Linked DNA regions of Homo sapiens: regions 1 and 3 are each linked to region 2. Evidence: chromatin contacts called from ENCODE Hi-C or POLR2A ChIA-PET data. All regions are on one chromosome and are shown on one strand. The core of a region is the stretch at or near the end of the contact, and the rest is flanking DNA. Distances in the headings are between cores, read along the strand shown.

The links. A loop is a pair of places that touch in the nucleus more often than their neighbours do. ChIA-PET counts read pairs that join two places held with the same protein, here RNA polymerase II (POLR2A). Pooled maps may share reads with other maps.
Region 1: a loop to region 2 is called in a pooled map, with 6 times the contacts of the local background. The contact joins the enhancer-like site here to the promoter of TARS3 in region 2. A Hi-C loop is called at or near these places in 2 of 37 single-sample maps with no recorded cell type and 9 of 50 pooled maps.
Region 3: a loop to region 2 is called in a map with no recorded cell type, with 9 times the contacts of the local background. The contact joins the promoter of ALDH1A3-AS1 here to the promoter of TARS3 in region 2. A Hi-C loop is called at or near these places in 5 of 37 single-sample maps with no recorded cell type and 7 of 50 pooled maps. POLR2A ChIA-PET finds 5 or more read pairs at or near these places in 2 of 52 experiments (HEK293 and activated B cell).

The regions. Positions count from the first base shown.
Region 1 is chr15:101,126,243-101,129,600 of GRCh38, forward strand. All of the region lies in intron 1 of LRRK1-AS1 (LRRK1 antisense RNA 1), which reads right to left. Among named protein-coding and RNA genes, the nearest start is that of LRRK1-AS1, 24 kb to the right of the region's middle. RefSeq lists a silencer at 614-663 and enhancers at 954-1,003, 1,294-1,403, 1,614-1,783. Within about 2 kb of position 1,494, at least 37 of the 41 ENCODE cell types and tissues checked have a DNase peak (open chromatin) inside an H3K27ac peak, as active enhancers do.
Region 2 is chr15:101,723,059-101,726,282 of GRCh38, forward strand. TARS3 (threonyl-tRNA synthetase 3) reads right to left here and starts at 1,415. Exons shown (of 19, transcript NM_152334.3): 1 at 1,033-1,415; 2 at 35-106. The coding sequence starts at 1,329. RefSeq lists a silencer at 811-1,700.
Region 3 is chr15:100,917,831-100,921,159 of GRCh38, forward strand. ALDH1A3-AS1 (ALDH1A3 antisense RNA 1) reads right to left here and starts at 1,453. Exons shown (of 2, transcript NR_135827.1): 1 at 974-1,453. It overlaps LRRK1 (leucine rich repeat kinase 1), which reads left to right and starts at 1,527. Exons shown (of 34, transcript NM_024652.6): 1 at 1,527-1,621. RefSeq lists silencers at 194-413, 1,174-1,763 and enhancers at 199-791, 544-633, 684-803, 1,978-2,569, 3,096-3,155.

The DNA of each region.
Region 1 (3,358 bases), core at 244-2,743, 600 kb before region 2:
AAATGTAGGAATTCACAGCACCCTGGGGCACTGGAGACGTGAATGATGTCCAAAGTGGCTTCAGACGGCTCACAACTTACTTTTGAAAAGCACATTTCTGGACCGACTTTATACCTGGGAGTTCTGAAATTAACTTTCACTTGGAATACAAAGCTTATCAAAGGATAATAAATAAAATCATGTTGATTTGAAGTATATATATATATACATAAACCCTCACAATTGTTTAGAATTTAGATCAACAAAATATTTTCCCTGGCAGGAGTATTTAATCATGCCTGGTAATTAGAAAAACAAACAACAGCAACAAAAACACCAGTCGTCTGACTTAGTAGATTTTATTATTGTGACTTCAGTGACAGTGTGTCACCTCGCTGCCTGAACCCAGGCCCACAGCTCCCACTACCCCGCCCTCACTTTCTATTTCCCTAGCGCTTTGAAGATTCCATTTTACCCACCGCAGGAGAACATTATGAGGCTAGGTAATATAATCCCCATTTGACAGATGAGAAAGCAGGGGGCCCAGAGAGGCTTATCCAAGGGCCAGCAGGAGGGGACAGAGCCTAGAAGCTGGTTCTGCAGGGCTCAGCTCCCACTTCTCAGGGCACAGTCCCGACTAGCCCCTCTTATTAGTGACCGTGGGTGGGTCTACTCCCCACAGTTCCGGCTGCCAGACTTACCCAGGCTGTGCCTCATCCTCGCAGTACCTACCTGCTCTCAGCTTGGAAAGAACCTGGAAATTCATTCACACCCAGGTTCTGAGGGCTGCTAACAGGCTTCTTTCCCAAGAGGTAATTGCCTTTATCAAAGAGGGTGCTCTTTAATGAGCTGAAAGAATGCCTCTGCAAGTCGGGCCTCCTCCCTAGGCTGCTGGGATCACTGGTACACATCTGTTCTCCCCCATCTCACCTCAGGAGTAGTTTGCTCCCCAGGGAGGAGCCCTGCCTGAGAGTAAATCCAAAGAGACGTCCCACAGTTAACTCAGCCTCAAAAGCATTTGGAGTTGCAAACTAAATGACATAGTCTCATGACTTGTGTCTGATTCTGTGGATCTAAGAAAATCCAGTTTCTCCCTAACTAACGCCAGCATCCTACAGCCTAGCCTCTGCCTGGTGAACACAGACAGCCTTGCCGGGGCCTGGCAGAAGGAGTGCTAAGAGGACAGGGCCTCACAGACCCTAGAAGTGGGTCTCACCCTTCTCAGCTCACTCAGATGCTTTGTCTCCAGAGTTCTCAGATTTACAAAGCTTAATGAGTGCCAATTTACTCATTATTGTCCTCCCAGGCCTCACAACGCATTAAAATCCTTCTGCACAGACAGATTAGGAGACAAGCCTAAGGAAAACGTACATCTGCTTTAAAAAAAAAAAAATGCAGTTTCAGGTTCCACTTTACATCAGCCAGGGTTTAGTTACAGGAAACAGAAACCACTCTAACAATTTTAAGCAAAAAGGGGTTTAGACAGGAAATTAGGGGCTTACCGTTTTATTGAGAGGCATGGGCCAGGCCTATTGGCGTGGTGCCCGGAAAAAGGCCTGGGGACCAGCCGGCTGGGCTCTGCTAGCCTGACTCCACTCAGCCAGGTGGGGGTCGGGAGGCTCCCAGTGCTGTACCATACCTGCCTCTTGACCCCACAAAGGGACTGAATGGACCCTGGAACGCTGCCACAGGAAAAACAACCACCACAACTTTGCTCGCCAGCAGAAACGGCCAAAAGCAGCAGGAGGAGAGTCTTGGCCTCTGAATCATAGTGGTGTGCGAAGAATTGGCAGGACTATGGATGTGCTGGAGCTGGCTCAGCCTAGTGACAGCCAACGGTGCACGGCAATTCCAATTCCAGGTCCAGGGACACCAGGGGATAGCAAGATTGAAATTGACCACAGTGGATATATTTACACCATGGAAATCAGCAAGCACTAACAGCCGGGTTGCTTTTGTTTTGTGTTGTTTTTTTGTTTTTTTTTGAGAGCTGGTTGTTAAACATTGACCACCGGGCATAACCCATTTCACATTTAGAACTCTAGCGGCAAGGGAAGCGGGAAAAGCAGTGGCTCACCTTCCAGCCTTTGAAGGAACAGCGAGGAGAGCACACAGAATGCTAGCTGCCAAGCCGTCCTCCATGACACACACTCCTAGGAATGTACCCTGCAGTAAATTTGCACATGTGTGAGGGATGAATGGCTGCTGATGCTGCACTTTGCTAGTAATTACGTGGAAGCAACATTTCTTAACGCAATTGCTCTTGAGCATATGTGAAGTTTATTAACCCTGGAGCTAGGGAATTGGCAAGGGGACAGAAGAGTGGGTTGGTTCAAAGATGGCTTGGAAATTGTTGATTTGTATCTACAGGGGGGAAAGAATGCTTGCATAAGCAGCTAATTAAGAAGAGGCAGCTAATAAGGTCAAGCTTACAGTTTCATTTAACATGATCGTTAAAACGTCATTTCCCTATCGGCTGGAACAAGCGAGGTTTGAGGCACAGTAATCTTGGGGGTGATTTCTAGAGAGGCCAACCTTTCATCCGAAATAATAAGAAACACATCCAAGGTGCACTTCATCTGTGGCTCTTAATTAGACAAAGCTACACGGTTTTGTGCCCCAGCTGAGCTGGACGAGAGCCCGTCAGCTCCAAGGCAGCAAGCATTGTCAAGCAGAGGTCACAGCAAAGCGCCAGGCAAGCAGGGTCTGCACTGGCCTCTGGGCTGCTCAAGCTTCTGGTTCTAAGGGACTGAATGTGCAGGTCGCCCAGCCCTCCGTATTGTTTTTATTTGACAATAGCCAAATATGGCAACAAGTTGCTATGCACTGAATTGTGTCCTCTCTAAATCCATATGTTGAAGCCTGAATCCTGCAGTGTGACAGTATTTGCAGATAGGGCTATTAGGAGGCAATCAGGGTTAGATGAGATCAGAAGGAGGTGGCCCTGATTCTCTAGGGCTGGTTTCCTCTTAAAAACAGGGAGAGATGCTGGGTGCAGTGGCTTGCACCTGTAATCCCAGCACTTTGGGAGGCCTAGGTGGGCAGATCACAAGGTCAAGAGATCGAGACCATCCTGGCCAACATGGTGAAACCCCATCTCTACTAACAAAAATTAGCTGGGTGTGGTGGCACATGCCTGTAATCCCAGCTACTTGGGAGGCTGAGGCAGGAGAATCGCTTGAACCTGGGAGGCAGAGGTCGCAGTGAGCCAAGATCGCACCACTGTACTCCAGCCTGGTGACAGAGCCAGACTCTGTTTCAAAAAAAAAAAAAAAAATAGGGAGAGACACCAGAGTGTTCCCTCTCTGCCTTTGAGGCTACAGCAAGAAGGCAGCCACCTATGAGCCAGGAAGAGAGCTCTCACCAGGAAACAGCTCTG
Region 2 (3,224 bases), core at 165-2,664:
AGTATTTTATATTGTTTCCACAGCAACAACTTACCTCGCTGTCAGCCTCGCTTTCCTTCATTTTCTTCTTTTTCATGTCCTTGTCTTGGCTTTGACTAGGAGGAGGCTGAAAGATAAATTATAAATGACTCACATCAATGGCAAGAAAAAGCAACACATTTTAAGAAGAGAGTCATGCCAGCAGGCTGCAAGTGCCCCGTGTTTAGAGGCTCATAGCTGGGCTCTCCTGACCACCAGCTACAGCTCTCAGTGGGCAAGTCATTCTCCAGGGTTCAGTCCTTCCTGTCACACTGTTGCTAAGCACATTTAATATATTGTGCTCTTGAAAACCTTTTGTCCTGAACTTTAAACAAATAATGTGGCTGGAAAATGTGTGGTTGCTGCCCGCCACATCAAATGCACTATTTCCTGAAGATGTTGCTAGTTCACCGCAGCTGTCCTTCCTAAAGGACTGCAGAACATCTCAGCCTGAGAAGCTTCAGGACTCAGAAAGTATGATGTTAAAAGAAGATAATTTATCCTTTCTACAAATCATAAAATACTGTATTAAATAAAAATGTTAAATATACAGCTATCCTCTCAAGATGAACCACCAAAACAAGAGCACAAAAAGCGAAAACTTCTCGTCCAAAAAAAACCCAACAACAAAAAAGAACCAGAGGGAATGAGAGTTTACATACGCAGCTGTTAGTCTTTCTGACCAAGGAAAGAATGAGTTTTAAACACTCCAGCATTTTTTCAAACAAATGAAAACACTATTTCTGCTACTGAAAAAGATGCGTGGCAGGCTCTTTAATGGACGAATTGAGAAATCAACAGCATTTGGTTAAGTCTGGCGACTGCTGGAAATCCGGCGGCTCCCCAGGCCACACGGGACCACCGAGCAGGGCAGGGCGGGCCAGCCGCAGGGCACTGGGAGGGCACTCCCCCGGGGCGCCCCCGCACCTGCCCCCGCAGTTGAAAACCTTTCGGTGCGCACCGTCTCGGCCCGCCCCGCCCGCGTCCTCTCCAGTGTCCCCACCGCCCGGTTACCTGTGCGCCGGCCTCCTGCGCCGCCTCTAGCTCCGCGCTCTCCAGCGTGGCCTGGCGGCTCCGCTCCTCGGCGAGGCACAGCCGCAGGCTGCACAGGCGGTGGCGCAGGTCGCAGTTCTCGGCCCGGAGCTGCGCCACCTCCCGCGTGAGGCACGGCCCCTCCGCCTGGCAGCTGTAGGGCGCGTTCAGCTGCTCGTCCCTCAGGCGCTCGACCTCCGACCACAGCCAGCGGATGTCCTCCTCCTGCCGCTCCAGGCGCGACGCCACGGCCTCCGCCGCCAGGGCCTCGGCCGCCATCGCGGCCTCCCTCAGGCACCGACGCCGAGCGGGGTGCCCGCGACTGCGGCGAGGGCGACGCGGACACTCAGCGCACGGCAGAAGACAGGGCTCCCGGGAGGGGCGGGGCGATGGGGCGGGGACGGAGCCATGGGGCCTCGTTGGAGCCGAGGCCTACACGTTGCAGGGGCGGGGCGCTGGGCGGGGAGGGGCGGGGCCTAGGCCAGATACCCTGCAGGGGCGGGGCGGGGCGGGGCGGGGCCTGAGGCCAGATACCCTGCAGGGGCGGGGCGGGGCGGGGCCTGAGGCCAGGCCCACCTTAGGGTCACGGGCAGTGGGGAAATGGGGTCTGAAGGGCCTCCCCTGCCTTTCGAGGCCTGTCTAGAGGCTATTGGCAGTAGTTTTTAGTCCGTTGAAACGAAAATCTTCCAAAACCTTGCAAAAAGGCCATCGTCTGCGTTCTCCAAAAAGGCTTCACCCTTTCTTCCTCTTGAATTCTGGCAGTCACCATTCTTTTGCCTTGCAAACAGGTTCTAAAAAGTGGCCATTCATTATAAATGGACTTTCTGGCCTTTCGTGCCAAACTTGCCCAAGTACTGAGGCCTCTGGGCCAGGGCATATAGAAAATCGCTGTGAAATCTAAATCCGACCAGCACGAAATTACTGGCTCCTTGAGTCTAGGGCAAATGCCACATATATCTTTGTATCCCTCTTAACCATGAGCGTGAAACTTCCTGGAGCAGGAACAGAAATTGATTTTTATCACTATTCTTAGGGCTTAGGATGTGACAAACACTGTTCTAAACTCTGTAACAGTAGTAACTCCTTTAATCTTCATAACAGGAGATACTGTTATATCCGCTTATAGCTGGAGAAATTGAAGCACAGTGAGACTGTGTTACTTGACTAAGGTCACACAGCCACTACATGACAAAGGGGGAATCAAACTCAGATAGTCTGATGCCAGTTTCTACACACTTAACACTAGTACTTTTCAACTTTGGCAGAATTTAATTGAGCATGTCATATAATGTGATACAGGTAATAATGCCCTTATAAGAGTCCTGAAGTGGAAGAGCTTAGCTTGGACTGGTGTGGTTTGAGAAAGGGAGAAAATTTTGAGAAAGGGGAAAAGGTTTATTTTGCTCTGGAAAATAAAGGTTGGGAGATGTTAGCAAGGAGGAAAAGCAGGTAAATTCCACTCCAGGAGCAGAATCAGTGCAGGAGAAGGAGCGGAGGGGGACAAGCTCATTGGATTAAGCTAAGTGGAATCCCAAACAGCACCCAGGAGGAGATTCCATGAAGTATGTTGCTAACCAATATCACTGTATCTTTTTTAGTCCTTCCTCAGGAAGCCTCTGGATACAGTTACATAGGACCCACTGACTCCTCATTATTCATCATTTCTCAATCCACTGCCATGGAGTTTCTGCTTCTGCCATTCTGTCATGACCAACACATCACTGAATGTCATGGACCCACTTAAGCCACCCCAGAATTTCCTCGGGACCCTCTGGAATTTGTCTCTCTTGGGTCTCCATTCCCAATACCTAGGCAACCACCAGTCTGCTTCCTGTCACTATAGGTTAGTTTGCATTTTCTTGATTTTTCTACACATGGAACCACACCGTATGTCCTCCTTTTGTTTAGCTACTTTCAGTCGGCACAATAATTTTGATATTTACCTATGTTTGTGTGTATCTATTGTTCTTTTTTTCTGAGTAGTATTCCATTGTATGGATATACCATAATTTGTTTATTCATTTGTTGATGGAAAATTTGGGTTATTTCCAGGTTTTAGCTAGGATCACACAATACCCAGTGAGCCCATTGGGTTTCCAAACTCACACTGTAGTTATTTCGTCAGTTCCAGAATGCAGAGTTTGAATAGATATACTCCAAACTGGCAGAATCCC
Region 3 (3,329 bases), core at 203-2,702, 810 kb before region 2:
CTAGAGAACCATGGGTCAGCGACCCTTAGGAAGAAGTGGAAAGGAGTCTTAACTTACCTGCAATAACCTTCCTATGCGAAGTTGTGGCTAACGCATGCCTAATGGCTAGAATTAAATGCTGGGAATATAACGAGCTCAGCACAGGTTATCCGCGTGTCAGATGTTCCTGCTGTCTTCTACAGTGGGGACATTTCCTAGCCTATTCCCAGGCTCCTTTAGAAGGGAAGTGGAGGTGCCCCATCTTCACCTGCCGCGTCCCCTCCAGCGTCTGCCCGGGCCCTGGGCCTGCGCTCCCTCGCGGTGGCGCCAGGTGGCGGGGCTGCGCGCCCTGGAGGAGCTGCACCGCCGTCGCGGGGCTCTCTCAGCACTGAGGACACCACGCCCTGCAAATTGTTGGGAACTTGTCGGTGGCAATCACACTGCTGGCTCCTGCAAACTGGTGTGAGGCCCTCAGGGGTGAGAACAGGATTGCAGAACTGCGCTCACCCTTTTGGAAAGTCGTCCAGTGGCAGAAGTAGCCTCCCAGGAGCAGAGCGAAGCTGCTCGGTGGTCCCCTCTCCAACCAGGGACCCAAGAAGCCGCTCAAGGGAACACGGCCCCGCGGCGTCCGGGAGGTCCTGCAGGAGCCCTGCGGCTGCCCCGGTTCTGTGAAATGGCAGTGAGGGTGGGGGAGATGTGCGCTAAATCCTGGGAACGTGCGAGTCATAACTTTCCAGGAGAGGGGCCCAGGGCGCTGGTCCTGCAGGGCGTGGAACCCTCTGCTCTTCCTGAGCAGGCTTTGTCCCCGGGTCGACACGGGGAGCTCAGCGTGAGGCCCGCCTGCAGCGTGGACGCAGATCTTTTTTATGGTCTGCGTTTCTGTATTAGCCTCAGCAGCCTGGTGACGCCTTTATAAAAGGTCGAAACACGATAAATTGCCAATATTCCACGTTTTATGTATTCCCCCCAAAGCCGACAATTAACAATGACTCACCGAGCAGCAGATTCTTTGCACACATCCATAATTGAATCAGTAAAATCCATGTGTTGGAGGATATGCAAATTGCAGGTCGTTAACGCTTTAGAACGACACATTTCTGTATCGCCCCGTGAAGAGCTCTACGCACATGAATGTTCCCCGTCTGTTTAACTGTTACGGCCGCAGTGTGTGGGCCGCAGGCGCGCTGGGGGCTCATCTGCTGATTTTGCTGCCCCTGGAGCAGAGGGATAGCGAAAGCGGGGCTGAGCGCAGCACGGACCGATCCCATCGCCGCGCTCGCCCCGCGTGGAGGCAGCCGGGTGCCCGAACCTGAAGGAGGACCCGGTGCCGGAAGGGCCCGCGGACCCCGGCGTCTCCCGGGGCATCGAGCGCCATCGCCCGCGTTTTACGGCCAGGGAAACTGAGGCGGCCGCCGAGGGGACGCCTCGCGACGGTTCCTGGGAGAGCTGGCGGCGGCCTTGCTCTGCGCGCTCTTCGCGCCGCCCTCCCCGCCCGCCCGCCTCAGGATTGAGGAAGTGCGTCTGGGCCCGGCCCCGGCGCGGGGGGCAGACGGCGGTGGGACGGCCAGGCCCCGGCCCCGCCAGTGTGTCCGCCCGGCCCCGCGTCCCGGAGCGCCCGCACCCGGCCCCGCCGCCGCCTCAGGTAAGCGCCGCTCCTGCCGGCGCCCCCCGGCGGCCTGGCTGCCTCCCGGCCCCGCCCGGGGAACCCAGAGCCCGCGCCCGGCGCCCGCGGGGAGCCTCGGCCTCTGCCTGCCCGCGGGCCCCTGCGCTCCGGGCGGCCGCGTGGTCGGGCACGGGGGGCCGTTGCGCAGGGGCCGCGGCCCGAGGGGCGCGGAGGGCGTGTGGGGCGACCCCGGTCTCACGTCCCCGCTGCCTCCCGCCGCGCCCGGAGCCCAGCCAGCCTGTGGGAGGGGAGCGCGCGGGGCCCGAGCAGGGAACCCCGAAACCCCGTCCGGGCAGGGTCGGGAAAGCTGGGAAGCGGAGGCAAGAGACACGAGTCGGGAGACACGAGCCGGGGAGCCCATAGGTTTCCTCTGCCTTTGGAGCGAACCCAGTCCCTTAGCGGGGAGCGGGCGGAGTGTGAGCGCGCGGGTGAGCCCGTGCCGGGGTGTCGGCAAGAGACCGCCCGGGAGCCTCTCGCTGGTCCGGGGCTTCCTGGGGTTGCGGGGCGGCCCAGCGAGGCTTCACCCTCCTCGATGTCTGGGTCACGCTTCTTGCCCAGGTGGTCTCTGGCTGGCGCAGATACAACTGCTCTGTCTACCATGGTCTCTGCAAGCTACAGGGGACCTTCCTGGCAGGCAGGGACGCGGGAAGGAAGCCTAGGAAGGCCGGGGTCAGCGAGGAGACGCTGGTGGAGAATCTGAGAACCCCCGTGGCCATCTCAACCTACCCCTTCACAGTATGAGGCCGCGAAGTTTTTCTCCCACGAACACTTCCCCTGCAACAGGTAGAGAAACGGGGGCATATAGCTTTCAGCAAACCTCTCACCGTGTACACTAATGATAGAGTTTGCCAGCCACTCACAGGGTATCAAAATGCCCAGACATTAAAGGGATAGCTAGAACATGCACAATTTTGGAAAATGTTAACATTAAACGCCTTTTATGATTTGATTCTCTTCATCTTTGCCTATGTCCTGAAAGAGAAAATAATATAACAAACTAACCTCACACCTAATTTGTTCCTAAAGGAGGTTTTGCGGTCAGCCAAACCTTTCCCTCTCCCAAAAGTCGATGTCTCTGGCAGTGACCTCGCAGTCAACTCGGATCCTCAGATAAAAAACATTCAGTCTGTTGAATCTATGTCTAAAATGTGTCCTGATCTGTCCCCTTTTTCTTATGCCCCCACCCCCCACCCTGCCCCTTGTCCAGGGTACCAGCATCTCTTTACTGTAGGATTTCAGTTCCCCCTTCCTCCATTCTCTATATAGCAGCGTGCGTCTGTGTGTGTCTGTGTGTTTAAATGGGTAAATCAGACCATATCAGTCCTCTTTATGGAGTCCTTCAGTAGCTTCTCCTTGCAACTGGCACGCAATCCAGGAGACCTCCTTCTCCTCACACCCCCAGCTGATCCAGCCTCTGCTGTCTCGGACCACCAGGCCATTGCCCCAGGCCACACTGGCTGAGCTTGCTGTCCAGCACTGGTCCCCTGCACTGCTGCCTCCTGACTCTTCACACAGCCTCAGAAAGTCTTCCCTGGTCACCCTCTGAAAACCCACGCTCCCTCTCACATCCCTCACTCTGCAGCCTCCCTGCAGTCCCCATTCTGTACTCCTTCTTTATCTGTTTAATTTCTCCTTAATTATCTTGTGGTCTCCACTGGAGCTCTTGGGGTCAGAGACTGATCTGTCT